3 separate regions of the Homo sapiens genome follow, and all the other regions are linked to region 2. A link is a contact called in ENCODE Hi-C or POLR2A ChIA-PET data. All regions are on one chromosome and are shown on one strand. Each heading gives the region's core, a stretch centred on a gene start or an enhancer-like site at or near the end of the contact. The rest is flanking DNA. Distances are from core to core; before and after follow the strand shown. Region 1 holds the start of ZNF23 (zinc finger protein 23). Region 2 has its middle 7.1 kb from the start of ZFHX3. Region 3 overlaps ZNF19 (zinc finger protein 19).

Region 1 (3,429 bases), core at 593-3,092, 1.6 Mb before region 2:
TTAAACCAAGATGGCCAGTGAAGAACTAACTCTCACAAAACACTGAGCTCAGATGTGTCATGAGCAAATTCTTTCAATGTTTCGGAAATGAGTAATTCTAACACTATGTAAACCGTAGCAGAGCACAGCAAAGTAAGTTTCCCAATTCTTTTTATGGTGCCAGCACAATACTGATGCAAAAACTACAGACCAGTCTCATTTATGAATTCTAATGCAAAAATTCTATCAAGGAATAGACTCCAATAGTTCATTAAATACATCATGAGTAAGTAGGATTATCCCACGAAGATACTAATTAGTATATTTTTCACATTAATAAATCAAAGAAAGATAAACACACTGTCCATCTCAACAGATGCCAAAGATGTTTAACATAATTCAACATTTGTGCCTAATTTTAAAAACTTACACACTAGAGAAACTCTCATATGTAGGAAGTACGTACAAAAATATTATCAGCACATTTTAATAACAAAACACTGAAAACAACCCACATGTCCATTGAAAATACATCGATAAATTTTCATACAGTTTTTACAATGGAACATTACCCAGAAGCTACACACAGAATGAATTTGGAAACTTAACATTGAATTATGCGAGTCCCAGATGACTTATACACACAATGGTGCCATTTATATGAAGCTCAAAAAAAAAATTTAAGTACATTGCTTACAGATACATGCATATGTAATTATTTTTTAAAATAACAGGGCTACAATTAACACAAAAGTCAATATAACTGTTACCTCTAGGGGTTGGAGGCTGGGAGTTGGGTTGAGGAGGAGGAACACATTGATAAATTCAGCAGTACTGGCAATCTTCTCTTTCTTAATTGGGTGGTGTGTTCATGGATGTTTACTACTATATATGTAACATATAAATATATATTTTAAATAAATATATAAACCAGCAAGGATGGGGTGAAATTGAGGACCCAAAATGTAATACAAAGAACAGCCAATGTGCTTAACTATACTACAGTGAACATAACCACACTTAAGTGGTAGGAAAGAAAAGGGGTAAGCAACTTTGGAAAACAGTATTTTGACTAAATACCATAAGAGTAAAGACAAAAAGACCTGTATCCAAGTACTGTACTTTAGGTAGTAAATTTGCTTTTCATGGGGGTATGAATTAGCGATTCTGAGACTACTAAATATATTCTAAAACTGAGTGAATTCGTAATTACGTTGTAGAAGTCATTCCCAGGTCACTGTCAACCCTGAGCCGAGAGAAGCAGGGCTGAGTTACCTTTTGGGACTGACACTGCTCCAGGAGACAATGTCCTCCAAAAGCCGGGCTGCTTCTGCTGCCGGGTGACTGGGAGGGGCTCTGCGCTCCCACTCGGCCCTAATTCATGACCCTATGTCAGGAGCCTGGGAGCACACGGTCCATACTCGGGATGCACATAGGTTAATGTTCCTGCCAGACCTCAGCATGTCAAAAGACTTGTGGTATCACCTCGGGCCGCTTCACGCCCGCAAATATTCCATCTTTTAGCTGCACCGACACATCTTCCCCCGTCGACCAAGTGCTAAATGCTCAGGGCCTCGTGGCTGGGACAGCAACGTGCGTTTCCCCTTCCAATGGGCGCAAGCTATTGAGCCACAAAGACCAAAGCTGGAGTCGAGGAGCGCGGAAGAGCACCCCGGGCCGCCGCCCTGCTCCCTCTCCCAGCCTGGGCCTCCTGGCAGCGTAGGCCACGGGAGACCCTGCAGCACCCAGGGTGGGAGTGCGTCTCAACCGGACCCAGAGCCTGGGGGACAGGGCACGGCACACAGCGCCCGGAGCCCTGCACTCACCTCCGTAGCGGACTGCTCCCCGGCGCTGCCGGAAGTGCGTCACCAGGCGGCCGGGCCTCTCTAGGAGCAAGGTCGCTGCGCCTCGGTGGTGGTCACGCCCGGCCAGCTGTGGCCGCATCCCTGTCGGCTAGCTCGGGTCTGGCCCACGGTGACTGTTACCCCTGGGGAATGGGGCAGGTAAGAATCAGAGCCAAGCGGGGACCCAGCCCGGGGAGGTGAAGCTGCAGGTGCAGCCACGTGTGGGAGTCTTGGAAATGGACCAGTGGATGGCGCGCTGTCACACCCAATGCCCCCTTTTTCTAACAAATAGTTTGTAATGTCCATCTTATTCTCCTGACCTGATATTCATATATAATGGCCTAGAAAATCATACATAACATACACACCTACATATTAAAAACTAATGTTATGCCTTAAGTGTAATGAAAGAGAAAAAAAAGAGGACCGTCATCTGTCGTTTAAAAACACATACTTCAATGTGTTTGGTCTTGGCTGCTGCAGGAGACCTAATAAGGTGGTCGCCTTTACACATAGACGTTGTCTGAGTGCCACAGCCACAAAGCTGTGACTTACATTGTTGCAAAAGTCACAAAATTATGATCCAAAATGGCAAACATGTTTTCGTGAAGTTCTGAATGAAACACAGGACAATCGTCTCTTGATTATACAATAATTACATTCCTGGAAGATCAGTGTATGTTAAAACTGTGCAAAAATACATGTTTATCCAGAAAACAGGTTTAGATTCAGATAATTTAGAAATAGAATTTTCACCTACCTGAATGTTCAGCAAGACATTTGAAAGTGTGAACATTTTTTCAGTGGGCAGGACTGTCCTGTACATTGCAGGATCCTGGCTCCTATCCACAACGCTAGTAGCAATGTTACCACTGACACCAAATATAACAAAATACCTACCATAAAATTCCAAAATGAGCCCTGGGGGAAGGGAGACAGTACTAAATGCCACTGGATTGGACGACCCTTAAAATCCCCACCCCCTCACACACCCCCTAACCCTGGTAATGTGGGCTTTTCTTCCTTCCAGCTCTGATCCATCCAACGCTGCTGCACTGGAGACTGGTATTTGGCTCCCACTTGCCTCTGTGGCTTCTTATCACTCCCATTCATTCCCTGACTCTACCTCAGCCCTACATGCTAAAAATGCTGTTCTCTAAATCTAGAATGCCCTTCCCTTCCCATTCCTACCCTCCATCTTGACTGTTACTGGAAGTGTGAGCTCAAATCCCATTTTGCATGGGAAGCAAGCCTTCCCTCATCACCCAGAATAAGGCAGGACACTCATTTATGTGCCATCACAGCACTGTGTACTTACTTAATGGTGATAGTTTATTTATATGTCTGTCTTCTCTGGTGGCTGCAGGGAACAGACACTGTATCTATCTTGTTCAACATCATCATCCTCAGCTAGAGAATAACTGGCAGAAAGAAGGAGAGCAATAAACATTTGTTGTTGACAATGGTCCAAAGGCTCCAGCCCTAACTCTTAGGCAGAAGCCTACTTTGTGTGTCCCCAAGGGTAGGATATGTCTTATGCCTTGGACCTTGACAGTGACCATGGCCAGGTGCCCTTCTCTGCCTTGCCCTGACCCTGATCTTCACT
Region 2 (3,330 bases), core at 227-2,726:
ATGAAAATACCAGGGCGAGTGGATGTCGGAGTGTTTAACCAGATTTGAAGCTGGAAGCATCTTCCCCAGCGGGCAAACCCTAGGACGAGGCACAGCCACGCGACCCTCAGCCTTTGAACCCAGACCTGGCAGCTTAGGAGCACACTCCCCCTTCCCCAGGCAGCCACAGGCTCTGAGCTGAAAGGCAAGGCGGGGGTAGGGATAAGAGGGCCCTGCAAAGAAGCACAATCAACAACTCAAATATGAACGGAAATGACGTCAGCAAAGTGAAGGACCTGTTTACTGCAGATCAAAACAAAACAAACTTCCAAACCTTTTGTGTACACAAGAAAACTCTATAAAAAGCCTTCCTAAAATGTCACCAGGGTCGACACATCAGCAGCCCCACAAGAAAACGCATGACAGTTACCATGGAGGGAGGGGGGAGGAAAGGGGCTGAAGGGAAGATGATCTGGGGGGCTGGGGGGAGGAGTGATAAAACCAGAAGGAGCCCAAAACCCAGTTACTACTGCCCCCTCTGCTGATCCTTAATATTTATTGGTGTTTATAATCTAAAAGCCATGCTCCACGTTTCACTTAATACAAGGCCAGACAGTGTTGTCTAATGAGGTAGCATTACAATCAGCTTGTAATACTGAATTTTTAATGCTGCCAAGGATTCTGTTACATAATAATATGAAAAACAGAAGCTGAAAGTGGGCTCGCAGGGGACAGGACATTCGAGGTTCCAGGCAGGCGAGCGCCACCAGCCCGGTTCCCCTCCCCCACACCCGCCCCCCTACTTTCTGACGTGCAATCAACCCTCCATCCCGATACAGGAGGTCGGTATGGAAACCAGGAGGATTTTTTTTTTTTTTTTTTTTTTTTTTAGGAAATCCACACTTTTCATTATTATTGTTATTATACTCTCATCCGAAGTTTATAGCTCAAGAGTTTGAATTCTAGCTTTTCTGGGGTTAAAGGTCTAAAATGAAAATTAATTTTTTTGGAAGAGGTGGCGAAGAGACAATACAGGGGAAGAGAGGGGTAGCTTATTTTAAGCAAACCAAGAAATTTGGGAGAAAAATCACAGAGGGAGAAAGAACTTGGTGGGGGAGGGAATAGATGTCTGCCGACCATATTCACAGCTGCCGCACTCAGTTTACATTGGTGTAATTTAAAGGCATATATATAGCCGCCGTTGCTCCTCTCTGTAATACCCCAAGACTGTAAATCTATAACCACTGCAATGATTTAGTGATTAAAAACATGATAACATATTGTGTAACTGCAAACCACAGAACCCCTGCCAACTCTCTCTCTCTAAGATAAAGGGGAAAAAAATACAGAAAATGTGTTGCTTGCAGCCATCTTCCTAAACCCAAAAGATTTTAATAAAAGAACCTATACAGCAGACGAATTGGAAAGGGGTGAGTGAATTCTGTGTGAAGCCAGCAAAGGGAGAGAAAAAAAAAAAAGGCAGCTTTATGTGGGATTCTTTTCCTTGTACTAACAAATTACGACCTAAACATGCCTTTTCTTTTCTCTCTCTTTTTTTTTTTAATAGTTTGTTGTAACTGGAATAACTGGTCTTGTGCACTGTCTTGCATATTCAAAGCTGCTTTGTAACCGGATCTAGAGACCCAACCTTATTTGCCTGAACTCAATAGGGTTTTTTTCTCCCCCTCCTCCCGGGTTTTGTTTTGGATTCGGTATTGTGGGTTTTCTGTTGTTGCTGGGAGCCTATGTCTATGCAGGCATAGGCTCTGGTGCCTTTAAACCACAGACCAAACACCTGAAAGGGGGAGGCACAATTTGTACAATGGCAGGAGGAGCCTAAAATATACACCAAAAAATAAAATCAAAGCAGCTGTAGGGGTTTTGGCCTCTGAGCAGCTGACCTGACCCCGTTCTGTATATTCTTTTATTTCCCCATTGCAGGATTCCTGCACCTTGGGTCAGATTCAAACTCAATGTGACCCTGAGGAGAAGGCAGTCACAGAGTCCTGAAAAGCTGCTCCATATTTAATAGGGGTGGGGGAAGTAAGTGCATATGCATCCAGACTCCCCCAGTGAAGACACCCACACGGTGCAGACGTACGCGCGCGCGCGCGCGCGCGCACACACACACACACACACACACATACACACACACACACGTCAGGACTGCCAGGCCATGGGACCAGCTCCACCCCAGTTTTCTTGGCCCACACCACTGAGAGCCTGAACTCTCTTTGCGGGCCCCCCAAATCCTCATACCTACAACTCTACACACACACACACACACACACACACGCAGAGAACACCACTCCTCCAGAGACTTTGTATGTTTAAAAAGTCCACAGATCTGAATCGCCTCCTCTCTGGACCGGAGCAGGGCAGTTTATTCAGAGAAATCAATAGGAAAGAGCATTTGCAAATATTTATATAAGCCCTGTGCGTTTCAGCATTAAGTAATTAAAAACTAAAACCCGAGGAGGGGGAAGGGAGACACACAGACAGAGGAAGGCTGCTGGCCTAGAGTAGGTTTTCCTGCCCACACCTCATCTTCCCAAACCGCAGTCTTTTCAAAACTGACTCCGTGTACACTTTTTACGAAATCCTCTTCGTACACCATTTGCTAGACTATTTCAAAATCATCTCCAAATATGGATTCACCTACCACCAAGCTTTCAAGACTGACTGTGTCTGTATTCTATCTCTCTTCTCATACACACACAGCAACTCATACTTTTGACACTGCGTCAATCTCTAGTATATTCTCTTTTATTTTCCTATCTCTAATATACCTGCACTAGTTAAAAAAAAAACAACAAACCTAACATTGTAAGATAAGAAGAGGGCCCCCCAAGTGCCCATTCAAGAAGCAAACTCCCAACCCCTAGGTCTCCTGAATACCCCCCACTCCCCTCAACCCACAGGATGTCTACACTTTGGGGGTTCAGCTCCTGAAACCCCCACATGTAAACAGATTTGGAAAAAAAAACAACTTCAGCAAAATGGAGTTTTAGAATGAGCTACTATGGAGTGGACTTCCCTATATTGTTCCGGAGGGCAGGGCAGTAAATTCTGGTTGTTCTCCCTCTAAATCCTCTCTAAGAAGCCAAGCAAGGCGCTGGAGCACCCACGCTGCAGATATTGTAGAAATTTACAGTAAATGTAGGTACACGATTGCAGCACGCTGCCCTATTGATTATGCAGATTGTGATCAATCTTCTCCCCTCGCCCACTGCCCAAGCCTCTTTCGGAGGACCTCCAAATAAGTTGGTCTGCAACTAGCTATTCTCCCAAAGTAGGGAGGAAAAAAAGTAATTTTTTAAAAAACATAATAAATCCTCAATTGTCCCCACT
Region 3 (3,303 bases), core at 510-3,009, 1.6 Mb before region 2:
GCAAAACAAGCAAAAGACACCAATAAACTCAGAGCGAAACCTAACAAGAAGAATCTCAGACCTTTATTTTTAAAAATAAATTTGACTGAGAATATAAAAGGTTAAAAATAGCAAGTATCATGCTTTTGGATGAAAAATACATATTCTCTTATTTAGTCCTCACAACAATCTTTTGAACCTTTAATTTTTCCCAAATGAGAAGACAAGGCTAAGAGAATAATTTCTTCTACCAAGATCACTCAGCTGGTGAATGGATGAACTCGGATCCCACACTAGATCTGCCAGGCTTCAAAGGTCATGTTTTTGTCTGTTTGTTTGTTTGTTGAGACAAGAATCTCACTGTCACCTGGGCTGGAGTGCAATGGCGTGATCTCAGCTGACTGTAACCACGGCCTCCCAGGTTCAAGCAATTCTCCTGCCTCAGCCTCTCAAGTAACTGGGATTACAGGCATGTGCCACCACACCTGGCTCATTTTTGTAATTTTAGTAGAGACAGGGTTTCATCATATTGCCCAGACTAGTCCTCAAACTACTGGCCTCTAGCGATCCACCCACCTCGGCCTCCCAAAGTGATGGGATTACAGGCGTGAGGCACCGCCTCCTGCTTTTAATAACTACACTAAATTCTTTCCAATAGTAATCCTAACAGGAATGCTTTTAGAACTGGCAAAATGATTTTAAGGTTAACATAAAATAATAGACAAGAATGGCCAAGAAAACTCAGGAAAAAAATCTCAGAGCAAGTCTTCCTTTACTTGGACCTGGAGCAGGCATCTTTTTTGTTCATTGCCCCACTCAAGGGCCATGAAAACCAGAAACTGATTACCAAAGGACCCTGAAGGGCCAACTCAACACACTAAAACATCTGGGTTATTGTTTTAACTATATCATCTCTTACAGACACTTTGTATTCTAGTTAAACAGCAATATTCTATAAAAAGCCAGCATCTTCCCTACAGGGACTTAATGCATGATGCTGTTTTCTGCGAGCCTCATCTTGTGCCGCCACCCTCTTTTCTCTTAGTTTAGCTACAATGGCCTTCTTTCAGTTTCCTCTGTGCTAACTCAGGACCTTCATACCTGCTGTTTCTTCTGTATGAACTACTCTTCTCCAATCTCAGAACCATTACAACTGAGATTCTCTGCCTGCCATTCTCTCCAGTAATCTAGCCGCCATTCTCTCCAGTAATCTATCCACCCTTCACCTTCAGATCATGATCGCTCTACAGACCAGGTCAGGTGTCTCTGTTAAACACTCCACTCGCACCGTACTCCTTTTCCTATATACCACTTAATCCAGTTTGAAATTATATATTGATTTGTGCTTTCTTCATTCAACAAATATTTATCTCATACATATTTCATGCAAGGCCACGTGTGACACACAACAGATGAAGTAGAGAGAGAAGGGGCATGATCCTGTCCCTCGCAGAGCTTAGTCTAAAGGAAAGACACATTAATCAAGATTCTCTCAAATAACTTTTAAGTCCACAATTTAAATCACTGCCAGGGGAAACTAACGTGGATGGGAAGCTTAAGAAAATAAATTAACTAAGGTATGAAGGAAATCTTTACAAAAGTAACAGCATACGCAAAAGCCATGTTCTAGTAGTGAAGGATCAAGAACACTGTAGTAGCAGTCAAAGGAGAGTGTGCTGTTAGATGATGCTGAAGAAGTCACAAGGGACAAAGCCACACTTTGTGCACGTCAAGAACTTGGTCTTCGATCTACGTGCACTAAGTCACGGGCAGGTGGAGTGAAATAACCAGATTTGATTAATACATGACTTTCCCATTGGGCGGAAAGCTTCCTGGGGGCGGGGCCCACGCCCCGCCTCATTCACCGCTGCATCCCCGGAATCTAGAGCAGGAACTGGCACATAGCTGCTCAGTAAGCAGCTGTGGCCCAATGAGCAGATGGGGTTTGGGCGGCGTCGAGAACAGAGGCGTCCCTTCCATCCAGCCGCCCATATCCACAGCCTCCATTTCCCAAGGCGCCGATGCAGGCGTGGGGGAGCGAAGGCACCAGAGGGAGACCGGGACCGGCCCGCGAGCAGCCTCCGCTCCCCGGTCCCGGAGGGGCCGCCCTGTCTCCCTCCACTGAGGCAGCAGGGACGAAGCCGACAGCCTTCTCTAGAGGTGCAGTGCCTGAGCCTAGCAAGGACTCCTAGGCGACAAACCCCAACACTCACCTCAGGAAAAACAGAAAGCGGTGCGTGAACGGAAGTGCGTCACTACTTTGGCCTTGCACCCAGGCTCACACGCGTACTCTCTAGGATGCCGGAGCGGTCTTCTCAGTGGTTGTGTGGTTTTACTCCCGGGAGGAGTTTCCACCCGGGGATCCTCAGAGACCTTGAATAGGAAAGAAAGTATATCATTGTTTTCGCTAATCTCTAACCGAAATTTAGCATTTTCTTCTATGTTGGCAACAAACTACTGTAGTATCAGCCGTATCTGTGACTGTCACCGATAGAAATCACAGATATTTTCATATCACATTACAGTTGATGCAGATCTCAGAATATGGCTATTCTCGTCACTAATTTGAAATTGTCCTTGTTGTTATCGGGCCCACCTCAAGTCTTGTCATTACATTTCATCACGTTGGTAAAGCTGCACTTATATTTCTGTATCACAAATTCTAAAAAACTGTTTAATTGTATGTTCATTGGTTTTGAAGGTGTCACCAGACTGCCAAAGGGTCTTTGCACAAAAAAGCTGTCCTCCTTAGAGGTAAAGACCCAGACACGTTAAGAAAGACCAGGTCAGCAGGCCAGGCGCGGTGGCTCACGCCTGTAATCCCAGCACTTTCGGAGGCCAAGGCGGGCAGATCACCTGAGGTCAGGAGTTCGAGACCAGCCTGGTCAACGTGGTGAAACCTCGTCTCTACTAAAAATACAAAAATTAGCCAGGCGTAATGGCGGGCACCTGTAATCCCAGCTACTCGGGAGGCTGAGGCAGGAGAATTGCTTGAACCCGAGAGGTGGAGGTTGCAGTGAGCCGAGATTGTGCCATTGCACTCCAGCCTGGGCGACAAAAGCAAAACTCCATCTCAAAAAAAAAAAAAACCAAAAAAACAAAAAAAAACAAAAAGAAAGAAAGACCAGGTCTAAGGAGGGATATATTAAGTAACTATTTAGGAAGTGAAAACGGTGGACATTTTTTTTTTTAATGACTGAATACAAGGCAGCCAGAGCAATCTATAATAGCCATGAATTTTGGATGACCTGATAGATGAAGGTGCCATTAGCTGAGATCAGGAATTGAAGAAGAGGAGCTGGTTTCAGGCAAGAAGGTGAAAGA

What was found. A loop is a pair of places that touch in the nucleus more often than their neighbours do. ChIA-PET counts read pairs that join two places held with the same protein, here RNA polymerase II (POLR2A). Pooled maps may share reads with other maps.
Region 1: a loop to region 2 is called in a pooled map, with 2.5 times the contacts of the local background. The contact joins the promoter of ZNF23 here to the enhancer-like site in region 2. A Hi-C loop is called at or near these places in 1 of 168 maps with a recorded cell type or tissue (breast epithelium) and 2 of 50 pooled maps. POLR2A ChIA-PET finds 5 or more read pairs at or near these places in 2 of 52 experiments (IMR-90 and activated CD4-positive, alpha-beta T cell).
Region 3: a pooled map shows a loop between it and region 2 (5-fold over the local background). The contact joins two enhancer-like sites. A Hi-C loop is called at or near these places in 1 of 168 maps with a recorded cell type or tissue (breast epithelium) and 2 of 50 pooled maps. POLR2A ChIA-PET finds 5 or more read pairs at or near these places in 1 of 52 experiments (IMR-90).

The regions. Positions count from the first base shown.
Region 1 is chr16:71,460,405-71,463,833 of GRCh38, forward strand. ZNF23 (zinc finger protein 23) reads right to left here and starts at 1,843. Exons shown (of 5, transcript NM_001381984.1): 1 at 1,806-1,843. LOC124903709 (a long non-coding RNA gene) reads left to right here and starts at 1,908. Exons shown (of 2, transcript XR_007065105.1): 1 at 1,908-2,888. RefSeq lists enhancers at 1,442-1,531, 1,802-1,961.
Region 2 is chr16:73,053,600-73,056,929 of GRCh38, forward strand. It overlaps a transcript of ZFHX3 not described here. Among named protein-coding and RNA genes, the nearest start is that of ZFHX3, 7.1 kb to the left of the region's middle. RefSeq lists enhancers at 1-38, 39-539, 1,604-2,116. Within about 2 kb of position 1,477, at least 21 of the 41 ENCODE cell types and tissues checked have a DNase peak (open chromatin) inside an H3K27ac peak, as active enhancers do.
Region 3 is chr16:71,482,397-71,485,699 of GRCh38, forward strand. ZNF19 (zinc finger protein 19) reads right to left here. Exons shown (of 6, transcript NM_006961.4): 2 at 2,193-2,352. Among named protein-coding and RNA genes, the nearest start is that of ZNF19, 5.3 kb to the right of the region's middle. RefSeq lists an enhancer at 1,472-2,381 and a silencer at 1,949-2,228. Within about 2 kb of position 1,760, at least 41 of the 41 ENCODE cell types and tissues checked have a DNase peak (open chromatin) inside an H3K27ac peak, as active enhancers do.